2 separate regions of the Homo sapiens genome follow, and region 1 is linked to region 2. The links are chromatin loops, found by intact Hi-C in ENCODE. Cell type or tissue: HCT116. All regions are shown on one strand.

Region 1 (8,000 bases), 640 kb after region 2:
TGGTCTAAAATGGGAGGAACCCTCAGTTCCAGGAATACACTACCCCTTTCCTGCAAAACTCATGAACAATCCACTCCTTGTTTGTTATATAATCAAGAAATAACCATAAGTCTATTCAGTCCAGCAGCCCATGCTGCTGCTCTGCCAATGGAGTAGCCACCCCTTTACCCCTTTACTTTCTTAAAAAACTTGCTTTCACTTTACTGTGTCATCTTGCTCTTGAATTTCTGTGTGAAGCAGAGAACGTGCGTGGACTCCCAGCCTGAACTCCAATTTTGGGATTCACCCTGTGGCATGGGAGGGCATGGAAGCTCTGCACCCTACAAGTCTCTTCATCAGTATCATCTGTAGTGTCCTTTGTGGTAAACTGGTAAATGTGGTTCCCTGAGTTCTGTGGGCTGCTCCAGCAAATGAGTCAAACCCAAAGAGGGGCTTTTGGGAGGCCAACTTGAAGCAGGTTGGTCAGGAGTTCCAGAGTCCTGGACTTGCAACTGGTGTCCGGAGTGGTGTGGTCTTGGGGACTGAGTATTCAACCTGTGGGATCTGACGTTATGCCCGGGTAAATCGTGTTGGAATTGAATTGGAGGACATCCAGCTAGCATCTGCTGCTTGGTGGTGGGCGAAACCCCTGCCCCCTGCCTACATTTGGTCACAGATGTCATCTTCTGTGTTGATGATTGTTGCGGTGGTATGAGAGCAGAGGAAAAACATGGTTTGGGAGAGTTTTTCCCAACACACGCACCTTCCAGAAATGGTGCCCTGGCTGGGCTCTTCCCCCTTCCTTGTTTTTCTTCCCTCACACCTTACAGGTTTCTCCTTCATAAACCCCTTGTGGGTGTTTCTTCCCTGACGGTCTGCATCTCAGGAGCCCAGCCTAAGATACTTGGTGTACTTAGCAGATACATTTGAACTTTTGAATATATTGATTGTGAAACTTCAAGAAATAAATATCCATCTTGTTTCTCAGCATTGCTTACATCAGGAAATTATAGCCCACATTTATCTAAAAATACATTATATTAGTGCTAAACGTTTCTTTTTAGTGTTTAGATTTGGTGGTCTTGCTCTTAAGGAGAAAAAAAGTAAAAAGCAGTTTCTTCTAATATGTCTGCAAAATGAATTTAAGAAATCCATATTTTTCTGATATTTTGTCTGAAAAGCACATTTGAAACTCCATAAGGAAACCCTTTCTCACATGTTCAGTCTTTGCCAGATCTCTCAGAGGTGTTTTGGGAGCTCAAGCTTGAGTCTAAGACAACTTAATCAAGTGGGCTTTCAAGGTTTTTGGGAGTAAATAATCTCCTTGATCCTCTGAACACAAGTAAACATGTAGTGAACATCATTTCTCATTTTTATCAACATTAAAAAAAGCTGGCAACAACTTTGATGTTGAAAATGATCTTCATTGTGTTCTAATGGCCACTTTGACCAGGAAAGAGGAACCAGGGCAGACAAGCAGATTGAGACCTTGTGACTAAAATAAAGATTCTATTTTTAGGGAAAATGAACTATTTTCATCTAACATTGCCACAGCCTTGCTTTGTTTTGAGTAATGATATTTAATTTGTTAAGACGTTTGAAGTGACATGAAAGGCATGTTTTGTGTGTTTGGCTTTTGCGTTGGTGAACGGGGGGGACTTTGGGTTGCAGAAGGTTTTGAGGGCTCCCTTAGTGACCTCTGTGGTCTTTCCCTACAATGACATTCATTGAAAACAAGATTTACTTATTTTTTCTTAACTAAGACTTGAGTCTGAGTCAGACTACCTTTTCTTCCAAATAAGGATGTTGTGGAAGTTGCATTAAATTTTGAGTTTCGGGTCCAAACACTGAGGGACAGAGACTGCAGAATGAACCTCTCCCTGTGTCAACAGACTATGCTAATTAACATGGTTGTCTTTGGCTGATCTGCGAAAATTAAAAGATGACCGAGGGTCCTCTTTAGCTGGACATTCTCCCTCTCTACCTCCTTCCTTGCTTCTCCTTTCTTCTCTCTTCCCCTTCTACCCTGTTTTCTTCTTTATCTTCCTTTTCTTCCAATTCATTTCTTTCATCCATTTTCCTTTTTTTTCTTCCTTTTCTCTTTTTCTTCTTTCTTTCACGGCAACTGAAATATACCCATCCCAAAATAATTGCAGTCAACATGTCACCTTTTTTAATAATAAATATTCTACAACATTGACACAAAAGGACTCCTGCAGTTAAACATGAAGCAGAAAATTCGGTGGAAAAGAAGTGGGTGTAGACAGCAGGGATTGTTCTTGTGTGAGGGTGATTCTTAAGGAAGGCATTTTTAAGGGAGGGGTCTGCAGGGGCCAGATGCCAGAGAGAATTAAAGCTCCATGCCTTGGATGAGGATTCAAATCCAGAAATAACTTGCAGGAATCGGGAGATGCCTTTCTTGAGAAACGTTTGAGCTGGGTTGGTGTTGATCTTAATGACCTGTTTAGGTTGTCTTCTGTATGCCTTAATTTGCTTTTTTGTTAAGTGGGAGCAAGGATTGTGATTCCTTTCCATAGATGAGAGATATTGTGAGGGCCAAGGGCCCGTTGGAAGGCAGCATGGTGAGGATGTCAAAGCACCGAGCTGGGAGCCGGATCTGGGCCTTAGACCCAGCTCTGCTGTCCTCCAGGTTTGTAATCTTCACTGTGTACATAGCTTCTGAAGATCTTTTCCTCATCCATGAAATGAGATGGTCGAGTTTCTCAAAATGGGGTGCATTTTCTTGGTTCAAAGCTGTTTTGTGCCCCCCTACACTTTTGGATACATGCTTTTTAAAGGCATAAATGTGGTAAAAAAAAATTGCTCAGAAATTTTGTTGAAAGAGCAGATGGATAAATGAATGCTCCAAATTGGGGCCTCCAAGCATGACTGTGTGGGCTGTGGGGCTGTGCTATACACAGCGCCAAGGGAAAGGGGGACATGCTTCATGAAGATGGCGATGGCATTCCTGCCCCATGGATCTGTGGCAGATGGCTGCCTGATCCCAATGGACAAGGATTCAATGACCTGAAGTTGCTGAGAAGAACACGAGGCTCTTGAAAGATGTAACATCCCCTGTATCCTTCTATCAAGGGTCGTTTTCTAGGAGCTTCGAAACAATCCACTTGGGCTCCCCGTCTTCCTCTCTCCCTAGAGAAACACAGGTCTGTGCACACTTTCTGGGTTTGCAGCAGCCTTGGGGGTCCAGGACCTGCTAAGAGGACTTGGCAGGGCACCTGGGTCAGCAGAAACCTCGTGTTGACATGGGCCGGGAGAGAAATAACCTGGGTCTCCCAGCACTTCCCTTAGAAGCTATATTGTGTAAGTTAACAAGCCAAAGAATCCCTCACTGTCTAACCAAGGAAAATATTTTTATCTTACTCAGAAAGCAGTTCCCTCCTTTGTGCAGTGCAGCTAGAAGAAAACAACATTGTCTTGGGACACGCATCATTACTAAGAATTTTTCCGTAAATTTATCTGTGTGCCTTCTACAGTTACCTGTGTGTCCCCTGTGGTACCTATGGAAACCAGTTGTTGGGAAATCCTTGTTAAGGTAAGAGCGTCTATGGACCAGTGTGTCCCAATAGCTTTGGATGGGGGAGGCTGAGTTAGTTAATCAATTAACACATTCCTAGCACCCCCTGGTGGACATTGCTGGTCTAACTGACCTTGGAATTCCTGGACTTGCCTGGGCTGGAGATATCACACCCAGCCAGACACCCCCCACCCCGCCCCACTGCTGTGGCCCCCACCTGACCCCGACTGCCAACCACGCCTTCTTAATTTTCTCTGTGTTTTTCTGTCGCTTTGTGTTTGTTTCTCACAAAGCCCTGATGAAACTATCAGGGAACAAAGGACGAGAGACAGGGGTCTGAATCCAGAGTAAAGAGTTTCAGTTCCAGGCACTTCCTTGGGCTCAGCCCATGCATTGCTGTTCTCTGTATGTCAGACAGGAGGGGGTAGGTGAATTCCAAGGCTCCTTGTAGCAGAATAATGCAGTGTGGTAGAGCCTGGGCTTTGGGGTCGGTCAGACATCTGAGATGTTGGTTTATATCTGAGCTTAGTACTTGAGGCAAGTTACCTCAGTGCCACGAACTTTAGCTTTATGAGCTGTAAAATGGGGATAATAATGATAATAGCTGTCCCTGGATTTATGGTGGAGATCAAATGGGAGCAGGCATGCAAAGCCCAGCTCAGCATGGCACGTTAATTATCAGGCTCAGCTCATGGCAGTGGCTGTTTTTATTAATGCCACTGTGATCTTCCAATGATTTGATCCGGGAGATGCCTGCTGAAGAGAGCAAATCAATCTCTACACGATAGTAGGAATAGTAGCATCGATATGGCCTTGGTACTTATTTTGCATTTGGAAAAATTCCAAAATGCTTCATTCATCTCAGGTTTTTAGTGGGTAATTTGTCCCAAGTCAGTACCACTGGAGCCTGGAGCCATCTTCAGCCACGTGGGTGTCATCACATCCCTGTCTGCGAGTGCAGATTTGGGATGAAGACCAGAGTCAATAAGGTAGGAAATGACATCTGCCTAAGTGGCCCTGTTGGAGCCTGGGGAAAGCAGGGCTGTGTAGGTAATGATGTTCTCTGATGTTTCACAGCTGTAACTCTGTTCCTTGTTCCTGAGTAGGGCCAGGCTTTTCTGGTCTAGGTGCTCAGCCTTCTTCTACTTCTGTATATCTGTCCTTGTTCCTTCTCCTTTTTCATTCCTTCCTTGATTTTGCTAACACACATAGCACTCGCTGTATACTTGCCTCAGTACTTCACAGGAAAAACTCAGTTCATTTTCTCAACAACCTTGTGAGCTAGTTCCTGTCATTATGCCCCCTTCACAGGTGGGGTGAGTAGTGCCACTCTGGGTCCTGCCATTCACTGGGAGGGAGACCTCAGGAGGGACCAGGTCAGGGCTCTGACTGGACACTCAGTACTGACGTTTGGTATCAGGAGGGCAGAGTGAGACAAAGGTGCGCATTTCACACTCAGCTTCTGTTAGGGGACACAGGTTTTGTTAGAGGACAATTCCCCATGGCCCTCTCTCATTTCTGCATGTCTTGCAAGCAGAGGCACTGTCTGCCTTTTGTTCTGTGTTATCTTTGCATAACAAACATTCTTGGGAGACAGAGAGAGTGTCTCCCATTGGAACAAAGGTGGGCATGTGTATTAGTGTACTTTCGCACTGCTGATGAAGACATACCTGAGACCGGATAATTTATAAAGAAAAGAAGGTTTAATGGATCCACAGTTCCACGTGGCTGGGGCAGCCTCACAATCATGGCAGAAGGCAAAAGGCACGTTTTACATGGAAGCAGACAAGAGAGAGAATGAGAGCCAAGCAAAAGGGGAAACGTCGGATTTCATGAGACTTATCCACTACCACAAGAAAAATATGAGGGGAAACCATCCCCATGATTCAATTATCTCCCACTGGGTCCCTCCCAAAACACATGGGAATTATGGGAGCTACAATTCAAGATGAGATTTGGGTGGGGCCACAGCCAAACCATATCGGTATGCTTACTTACAACAGGTTCCCCAAGCTAAGCATTGCTGTTCTGTAATGCAACCCACTGCATATACAGTATTACCTGGCCCTCTTCATGTGGTCCTGTGGAAACTGAGGCTGAGGGCACTGGTGCAAAAACCTTGATTGTCTGGCTATTGCTGTTGCTGTGATAATAAAGTCCTTTGTCTCGGATTCGGGAGTCTCTCACGCCTCCTGTCAGCATCCATGAAACAGGCAGGCTGACTTGTTGGCTTGCAGGTAGGGTAAAATCTCATTGCCTTCACAGTTCCTGACAGCTTCCAGGTTCATGACTTAGAGGAGGCAGAAGTTTAGGATTTTAATGATGAATCAGCCATAGCATCCACTCTTAAATTGCTCATAGACTAATGGGTGTAGAGGGAAAAGGATACGTGAGAGAATGACATACAAGTTAAACAGTGAATACTTTCAGAGCAGTTAAGGAAAAGACAGTTGTTGGGCATGGCTTGAAAGATGAATGAGATTTTGGTGGATTAGGAAGCTGGGCAACGGAGTTCTAGGCAGAGGGAACAGAGTGAGTGAAAGCACAGAGGTGCATGTGAAGGCCAAGAGTGGATTCAGGGGACAGTGCCTGGTTACTTACAATTGTAAAATATTTCTTTAGTAAGGTGTAAGGAGCAGTGGCTAGAAGAAACAGCATGGACTTCGGCGTCAGACAGTAAGTCCAAGAGCATGAGAGCCAGAAATGCATGGCCAGCTGGGCTGGACAGCTTCATCCATTCTTCCAGAGTCACCCTTTACCCTTCACATCCTGCTCACTGTCCTGGCAGCCTGGCCTTGTCCCCTTGCTCTGTCTGGGTTGGCCAATGGGAGGTGCCAGTGAGAGATGAGTGTGTTGCAGGAAACTGAGGACAGGAGAGACTGATACGGAGAACAGGAGGATTGTTTATTTTAGGTACTCACCGGCTCAGTGGATTCATATCCAAAAAGCTGAGCATTGAACAAAGACTGAGCACAGTTTTTATAAGTTGACTACAGAAGCAAAACAAAAGCAGCTAATCATATGATAGGTCATATAATCTATAGCATAACGTAACTTGTGGCCCTGCATAGCTGTTGGCCTTGTGAAAGAAAAACAAGAACAGGCTAAATATAGACATTTGTAAAACACAGCTGTACTTAAGAAGCCAGGGAAAGGAGCAGTAACAATAAAGGAATTTGTCTTTCTCTCTTTTTTTCCCTTCAATCTTGCTCTGGCAGGGGGTTGTCTGGAGCCCATTCTTTTGGCCTTGGCTTCTCAAACAGTGTTATCTTATAACTGTTCTTGAAGTGAGATTGCTAGACAGAGGAAAACTTGTTCTTTTCTTCTTAACCCTTGACTTGCCTGTTACTTTTCTTGGAGTGAATGAATGCATATTTATTTTAAGTTTCTGCCTCAAGTGGATGAGAGGCGAGTGAGGTCAGGGTGTTGATCTTGGCTCCTGGCCTGCAAGGTTGCCTTGGGCTGCTCTTTTCCTTTGATGGAAAGTCACTGTGCCCTCAAGGGGGTCTCTAACCAGCGCTCTCTTTATGGATTTCTATAAATTCCTTCCTCTCACCTTTTCAAGTGGTAATGGCTGCATTACAACTAGCCAGGTAACCACACTCTCCTGTGTGGTCCCCAACCCTGCCTGTTAGGAATTGTGTAGTCCCTGTGGAAACTAACACGCCTCCTGGGATCTGACTGGAGCAGACTAGCTTCCCTGTTGGGACCCGAGTGGTACAGTGGCTGATGGGGATGAGATGGGAAGAACGTTAGGTCAAACCCTAGAGGACATGTGTTAGGAGCCTGTCTGAAGAATGGTTTCCTAGTTTCACCTAATGAACTCCATTCTCCCTTTAAGATCCAACTCAGATGTCTGCTTCCCTGGAAAGATTCCCATGAACCCATGCCACTTTCCATAGCATTTATTGACTGTGTTCTAATTGCCTCCTTCTCTATCTCTCTCTCTTCTGACTGCAGGTATCTGATGAATCTCCATATCTCTTACACTGCACACAATAAATACCCATTGAATGAATGAATACATATATGGATGGATGGACAGACGGATGATGCATGGTAGATGGATGAATACTGGATCCCATGCCCATTGAGGGTTTGGGTCAGGGGACTGATGTGAGCAGACACACAGAAGCACGGGCAGCCCCCGGCCTCCAGCAGATTCTTCCAACCCAGCTGGAAAGACATGATATGGACTTGGGAATTCTCTAACTCTGAAAGGCCCCCTCTGCTGAGGTGTCCCATGTTCACAGACAGTGTGCATGACCAGAGGTCAGAAAGAAGGGAGCTCACTCTGCTCTGGGCAGGGGGAGATCAGGGAAGGCTGCCTGGAGGAGGTGAGGCTGGAGTGGGGCATTGAAGGATGGGAAAAGTTATGTGGATGGAGAGGCGGAGGGAACAAAGGCCTGGGAATCTGATGGGCCAAAGGGAAGACAGGAGACAAGTAAAGCTTGGAGATTTTGTCGAGAAAAGAAGAGAGGAGGCA
Region 2 (8,000 bases):
AGACATTTATGCAGCCAAAAAACACATGAAAAAATGCTCGTCATCACTGGTCATCAGAGAAATGCAGATCAAAACCACAATGAGATGCCATCTCACGCCATTTGGAATGGAGATCATTAAAAATTCAAGAAACAACAGATGATGGAGAGGATGTGGAGAAGAAATAGGAACACTTTTACATTGTTGGTGGGAGTGTAAATTAGTTCAACCATTGTGGAAGACAGTGTGGTGATTCCTCAAGGATCTAGAACTGGAAATACCATTTGACTTAGCAAACCCATTGCTGGGTATATACCCAAAGGATTATAAATCATGCCACTATAAAGACACATGCACACGTATGTTTATTGCGGCACTATTCACAATAGCAAAGACTTGGAACCAGCCCAAATGTCTATCAATGATAGACTGGATTAAGGAAATGTGGCACATATACACCATGGAATACTATGCAGCCCTAAAAACGGATGAGTTCATGTCCTTTGCAGGGACATGGATGAAACTGGAAACCATCATTCTCAGCAAACTATCACAAGGACAGAAAACCAAACACTGCATGTTCTCACTTATAGGTGGGAATTGAACAATGAGAACACCTGGACACAGGGTGGGGAACATCACACACTGGGGCCTGTCGGGGGGTGGGAGACTGGGGGACGGATAGCATTAGGAGAAATATCTAATGTAAATGACAAGTTGATGGGTGCAGCAAACCAACATGGCACATGTATACCTATGTACCAAACCTGCACATTGTGCACATGTACCCTAGAACTTAAAGTATAATAAAAAAATAAAAATAAAAAACAGCAACAAAAAAAATCTAAAAAAAAAAAAAAAAAAAAAGAGAGGACCTCCTGTGAGGGCTGTGGGTAGCTTCAGCCCCTCCCTGTTACACCGCAGCGTTCGCGTGGAGGTCACACTCTTCTTGAGCTGCCCTCACCAGTGACTGAGCACCAGGAGGACACTACAGTCCCGAAGCCTGAGGCTCTTCCTGCCCAATCCTTCCTCCCCTTCTCTCTTCTTTGGTGGCAGACCTGCAGCAGGGTCTGAGACTTTCTGGGCCTGCTCCTATTCCCTCACTCCTTTATCCTTCTTAGATGTTTCTTCCAATTAGTCTTTTGTATGTCTAATTTTGTCTTAGCGTCAGCTTCCTGGAAGGCCCAACCTGACATTTCTTTGTTCTCAGGACCCTGACATAATGGAGATGGAACAACCTCTGAAGGTTGTTGTGAGGATTAAATGAGGTATTGTTGAGAAAGGCTTAGCAGAAGGCCAGCACAGAGGAGGAGCTTAGTGATATTATTCCCCAGGTGAGCAGGTGGAGAATGGTATCTGTCAGATGTCAGTTTCATTAGCTGTTGCAACCCAGTGGACTGTCCCTGAATACCTGTCCCCTGGGAGTTTCTTCAGGAATAAGGGACTCAAAATTGGAAATGGGAAGCCCTGGGAAGATGCATCCCAGGCCCTCAGGGAGTGAGCATACGACCTCTGGAAGAAACTCCTGGTTTTGGGGAGGTCCTAGTGCGGAGGGGGAGAAGCCCAAATGGGAGGCTTTGAGCTTTATCCCTCACTGACAACAGCACCGGCCACTCGCTGTAGCTTGGAGGAGAGAGCCAAGGGCAGCAGAACATGGTGAACCTGGGCGTCAGAGTAAAATCCCAGCTCTGCCATTTACTACCTACCCACCAGGGCTGCTGTTAGATTTAAGATGCTAAAGATAGAATGCTGAGCACAGAGTGAATGTCTAAGACCTACTAGTTCCACTCCCCTCCCCGATACCATTTTCATTCTACCGTTCTTGTAACTACTCTGGGTTTGAGAATTATGGCAGGAGACTGTGCTAAGGAGCCAAAGTCTAATCTCTGGATTGCTGAGAATAAAAGGAAGGTCTGGGGAAAGAAAGGAGGGAGGGCAAGTGGGCATGAAGAAGAACAGAGCTTTCATTAGGCAAGTGTTTATGGGCAACCCCCACGTGCCAGGCTCTCTGCTGGGTGTTGGGTTATGCAGGTGATTAGGACACAGGCACTGTTCTTAAGGAGCTCAGGTGCTGAAGGGGAAGTTACTGTTGTGGACTAACTGGTCTGTAAGTCGTACATGGGGTCCCGTACCACAGGCAGGCACAGAGCTTGGCAGCAGTGCGACCCTGGACAGAATTGTTTGTGAAACGTCTCCCCTTCCAGACGAAGTTATTATAGCTCTTGTGATTTTGTGTGGTGCCTAGATTTCCCCCGTTGTACACTCAGTTCAGGAGTACTTACTCAAGTCTCACTCAAGGGCATGGGGACCCCAAACACCTTGTTCATGTGCACCCCAGGGCCCAGCACACTGTAGGCAGATGTGTGTTGACTGAGTGGTCTTCAGTTTCCTTATTTTAAGATGAAGATAATGTTGATCTTAACAGGCTGTTGTGTGGATTAAATGAAGTAATGTTTATCAAGTGTAAATCGCCTTCCAAATGTTATTATTGTAGACTTTTCAAATTGGTGCAGTCTCTTGTGGATTAAGCCAGTGACTTGAGCAGTCATTCTATACCTTCCTCATGGCTATTTTGAAGATTAAATAAATTAATATAAATAAAATGCTTAGAACAAGGCTTATCACATCACAAACACTCAAAAAGTGTTAGCTAAATCAACAAGGATAAAATTTCAGGTATGCAAGATGATTAAGTTTTAGAGATCTCTATATAGGTGTAGTATATAGTTAATACTGCTGTATTGTGTACTGGAAAATCCATTAAGAGGGTAGGTCTTATGTTAAGTGTTCTTTTTTTTTTTTTTTTGAGATGGAGTCTCACTCTGTCGCCCAGGCTGGAGTGCAGTGGTGCGATCTCAGCTTGCTGCAACCTCCACCTCCCGGGTTCAAGCAATTCTCCTGCTTCAGCCTCCTCAGTAGCTGGGACTACAGGCATGCGCCACCATGCCCAGCTAATTTGCGTACTTTTAGTAGAGATGGGGTTTTACCATGTTGGCCAGGCTGGTCTTGAACTCCTGGCCTCAAGTAATCTGCCCGCCTAGGCCTCCCAAAGTGCTGGGATTACAGACATGAGCCACCGCGCCTGGCACGTGTTCTTGCCACAATTAAAAACAAACAAACAAACAAACAAACAAATGTAAAGGAAAAAATATAAGTAAGAAAAAATCGAGGCAGTGTTACAGCTTGTCAGAGTGCTCAGAACAAATGCTGTATAACTTCTAGAATTTATCATCTACATTGGTTTATAACCATTTACTATTTCAAAAGTGGTGACAAAAGGTGGTGGTGGGAGATATTAGGTACTTTAAGTATTATCTTCGTTGCCATTCTTCGGTGTCATTTTACCCATTCGAATTCTGAGGTTCAGAGAACTGAAGCCCCTTGCTCGGATTGCAGAGCCTCTCCCCCTTGTACCCGGGAGACTGTTCCTAGTGGCTGTTCTGGGACATTCTCAGAGCGGTTCGCCAGGTGGCGCTCTTCCCCCGGGATAGGATCCGGCCAAGACCCACCCCGCGGCAGACGCTAGCCCTTCCTCACTGCAAGAACCTGGCGTTCTACAGCCAGCAGGGGTTTTGAGCGTGTCTAAGCTCTCATTTTAGAGGGAGAGAAATAAAGCTCTGCGAGAGTATGTCCCTGGGCTCAGAGCCACCCACAGGCTCCAGGTGGTGCTGGGGCGGAGTCCCAGTTTATCCAGTGACGAATCCCATTTGCCTCTTACCTCCCTGCGGCATCCTGACCTAGCTCCCCACGCCCACCTGAGCCCCTTCCTTGCAGACACCATGTCATGCCTGGCTGCAGCTGGGCAGAGCGAAGTGCTTCTCTGCCGAGCTGTCGCAAAGCTCCACTATCTAGGAGTAGAGCGAGTGTTTGGGAGCAGGGCAAGCGTTTAGGCAGGCTGGGGAGGGGTGAGGGGGATACCCAGGGACGCACCCTCCCGTTTCTCATTCGTCTCTAGCTGCAGTCAGAAGCAGTGTATGCACTGCTAAGGCCAGGGCCCCTGGAGTCAAACTGCCTTCGCGGAAACCCTTGGCCTCCCCTTACCCAGCAGTGGGCCCTGGGGGCTCACTAAGTTTCCCATCTCTAAAATGGGAATAGTAATACTTACCTCATTGGGTCACCGTGGGGACTCGGTGAACGTACATAAGGCACTGAGGACGGTTGTAAGCACATGATAAGCACAATAAAAATGTTAGCTCTCGGCAAGACGACTCACCAGCACCCTACCTGGATAGAAGAGTTTAGGTGAGAATTTCAGGATGATTCATCATACTCCTCGCCTATTCACTCACCCCACAATATCCTTTCAGAGTAACAACTGCCGTTTATTGGCAGTTATGCCAGGCAGTATGCGAAACCTGTGATTTCCATGATCTCAATTAATCCGCAGATCAACCCTGTGAAGTAGGTACTATTATTGTTCCTCTCTCATGGTTGAGGCTTACACAAGATTAAGTCATTTATCCCAGGTCACGCAGTTAATGACAGAAGTGCGTCCCACGCTCATTCCTGTCTGGTGCCAAAGATGAAGCTTTTTACTACTACTCAATATTCTACCTCCTCTTGAAGCCAGTTAAAAACAACAAACACAGCCCCTCAACAAACACAGGCTCCCAAAGGAGCCACAGGCATCAGCCGTGCTCACTGTAATTCTACAGGACCCACCCCTTACAGAAACCATGGTCTGTAGAGTGAGATTTCTTTCTGCTCTTACGTGGCACAAAAGAGAGAATTTTACAGATGTCTCCCTGCTCCCCTGCAAAGTGCTTTGACTGACACAGAGGCCTCTACACATTAAAGCTAAGTTAGCCATGGAGCCTTTAAGGGCCACCTTCCCCTCTTCCTGTTTCTTCTGAACCTCAAGGCCACCCATCTGGGCAGGCGGGGGACCTGCATCTCAGGCATGTGCGTTAACTTAACTTCTGGGCCATCCCGGATGTAATGCAAGGGCTCAGTGACTCAGGCCAGTCTATCTGGGATTTGTCCTCTCTTGGCATGTGAGAGTCTGTGCAGCATTGACATCTTTTGGCCATGAATGAAACAACAGGAACCAACCTACAAATGCAGAATCCCAGAAAGTCAGGGCCGGAAGAGGCTGTAGGAAGTTAAAAAACGAAACTTCACCAAGGGAAGGGTCTTGATGAGGATCACATTGAGAGGAAGGAAGGTGACCAGATTTAAGCCCTTTTTTAACTTCCATACCTTCCTGGTACCCTCTGCTCCCAGAGGTGCTGAGCTGGGAGGGGTGGGAGTGGGCAGCCAGGTTGCTAAGCTTGTGCATTCAGTCAGGTGTCTCTTTCTTCCCCTCCCCAGCATGTGATTATCCTCTAAAACAAGACTTCTCAACCTCAGCATAGCCCAGACATTTAGGGTTGGATCATTCCTTGTTGTGGCAGCGGTCCTGTGCATTGTCTGATGCTGAGCACAATATTTGTCCACTACCCACCACCCACTGGTTTCCAGTAACACTTCCTTCTCCCACTCTGTTGCATGACAACCAAAAATGTCTTCAAACATCATGAAATATCTCCTGGGGGACAAAATTTCTCCCCTCTCTCCCTTCTGTTGAGAACCACTACTCCAAAAGCAGACTCCTTCCTCCTTCCCTTCCTGGAACACATCTTAAGAGCTTGGTATATGCCATGCTTTGCTGGCTCATGAATCAAGCCCTGGCTCTGTCCTTAAACAATTCAGAGTCTAGCTGAGGAGACAAGGCCCACACAGGTGGCAAAGATGGGAAGCCTCTCCACAGAGACAAGGGCGAGGTGCCCAAAGGAGCACAGGGGCAGATGCCTCACTGTCTGGGGAGATGTGAGGAAGCGTCACAGAAGGACAGATGGCAATTTCTCAGGCAGGCAAGGTGGGTAAAGGACATTCCAGGCAGAAGAAATGGAATGTACAAAGGTAAAGAGTTGTGAAGTGTGAAGTTTTGGGGAAAAATATTTTAGTATGACTGTACTCCAGAGTGCACATGAGGAGAGATTAAGGAAAGGGGCTGGAGAGTCAGGCAGCACAAGTTGATGATAGTGTTGTTGGTGGTGGTGATGATGGTGGTGATGATGAAGATGATGATGGTGGTGGTGACGATGGTGGCTAACACATATAGAGCACTTAGCGTATGCCAGACATTGTTCCAAGTATTTCTCATACATTATCTCTTAATTTTCATGGCAATCCTTTGAGGAAGGTGCTATCATTACCTCAGTTTACATATGGGAAAAATGTTGCAGAGAGATGAAGTAACATGCCAAAGTCACATAGCTTGTGAAGGTTCCTTGTGAGCCCTGAGAAATTTGGCTATGGAGAGCTAAGGGTGTTTGTTTGTTTTTGAGATAGAGTCTCACTCTGTCGCCCAGGCTAGAGTGCACTGGTGTGATGTTGGCTCACCGCAACCTCCGCCTCCCAGGTTCAATCTCCTGCCTCAGCCTCCTGAGTAGCAGGGATTACAGGTGTGTGCCACCATGCCTGGCTAATTTTTGTATTTTTAGTGGAGATGGGGTTTCACCATGTTGGCCAGGCTGGTCTCGAACTCCTAAGCTCAGATGATCCACCTGCCTCAGCCTCCCAAAGTGCTGGGATTACAGGCGTGAGCCACCTCACCTGGCCGAGCCAAGGATCTTAAGTAGAGCAGCAACATGATCAGTGTTTCAGTTATTTTTAGCTGTATAATAAACCACCAAAAACGTACTTGCCTACCACCAGCGTTTTATGATAGCTCATGATTCTGTGGGTTGGCTGGGGCTCAGCTGGGTTGTTCTTCCACTAGTCTGGCTTTTGCAGTGGCAGTAACATGGTGGATGGGGATGCTAGTTGGGGCTGGATGTCTACTATCTTGAAGTTTCTTTTCTTTTCTTTTCTTTTTTTTTTTTTTTTTGGGACGGAGTCTCGCTCTGCCACCAGGCTGGAGTGCAGTGGCGCGATCTTGGCTCACTGCAGTCTCCGCCTCTCGAGTTCAAGCAATTCTCCTGCCTCAGACTCCCGTGTAGCTGGGACTACAGGCATGCACCAGCATGCCCAGCTAATTTTTTGTATTTTAGTAGAGACAGGGTTTCACTGTGTTGGCCAGGATGATCTTGATCTCCTGACCTCGTGATCCATCCGGCTCGGCCTCCCAAAGTGCTGTGATTACAGGTGTGAGCCACCATGCCCAGCCATCTATTTTCTTTTTTTTTTTTTTTTTTTGAGATGGAGTCTCACTCTGTCACCCAGGCTGGAGTGCAGTGGCATGATCTCAGCTTACTGCAACTTCTGCCTCCCTGGTTCAAGCGATTCTCCCACTTCAGCCTCCCGAGTAGCCAGGATTACAGGTACCCACCACCACGCCCGGCTAATTTTTCTATTTTTAGTAGAGATGGGGTTTCACCATGTTGGCCAGGCTGGTCTCAAACTCCTGGCCTCAAGTGATCTGCCTGCCTCGGCCTCCCAAAATGCTGAGATTACAGGCATGAGCCATGCCACCTGGCCTTAATGTTTTTTCATGTGGCTGCTATTTCTCTCTCTATCTAAATCCTTCTAGGTCTTTCCCTGTGACCACTCTCTCCAGCAGAGTAGCCCGTCCTTGGTGGCTCAAGCTGCCAGGCCTTCTTAATGCCTAAACCTGAAAGTCCCAGGACATCATTTCCTCTGCATTGTACTGGTCAAATGGTTACAAGATTTATGGAAAGGGTACATAGGATCCATTTCTGGTAGAAGGAGGGGCATGTGCATACAGGGAGGGGTGGAATTGTTTGGCCATCTTTGGATACTAGCTATCACAGCCAGATTTTTATAGGGAAGAATGTTCTGGCAGCATTATGTAGGGTGTTTTGAAGAGAGCAAGACTAAAGACATGATGATGAATTATGAAGTCATGGATAATTCTAGTTGAGTTAGTCAGCTAGCTTCTCTTTTTCCTTCTGTTACTGTGGAAAGACCAGAGTAATTATGTTTTAATAGTAATAATAATAAAACAATAATCCTACTAACCTACATTTCTTGAGCACATACTGTGTGCCAAGCACTATGGTAAGTACATTTCTCCACAA

Evidence for each region. Peaks named below come from ENCODE experiments on the same cell type or tissue, not always from the same donor. Only the 100,000 strongest peaks of a DNase experiment are listed, where the experiment ranks them.
Region 1: it touches region 2 in a loop (6-fold over the local background); 5 of 110 quality-filtered maps call a loop at or near these places.

Annotation. Positions count from the first base shown.
Region 1 is chr3:8,659,276-8,667,275 of GRCh38, reverse strand. It overlaps a transcript of SSUH2 not described here. Among named protein-coding and RNA genes, the nearest start is that of SSUH2, 18 kb to the right of the region's middle. RefSeq lists a silencer at 3,598-3,687. In HCT116, CTCF peaks have their summits at 3,425 and 3,626 (motif pointing left); a DNase peak (open chromatin) is centred at 3,595.
Region 2 is chr3:9,298,210-9,306,209 of GRCh38, reverse strand. It overlaps a transcript of SRGAP3 not described here. Among named protein-coding and RNA genes, the nearest start is that of SRGAP3-AS4, 52 kb to the right of the region's middle. RefSeq lists a silencer at 3,350-3,459. In HCT116, a CTCF peak has its summit at 3,462 (motif pointing right); DNase peaks (open chromatin) are centred at 3,489 and 4,226; H3K4me3 peaks cover 527 bases.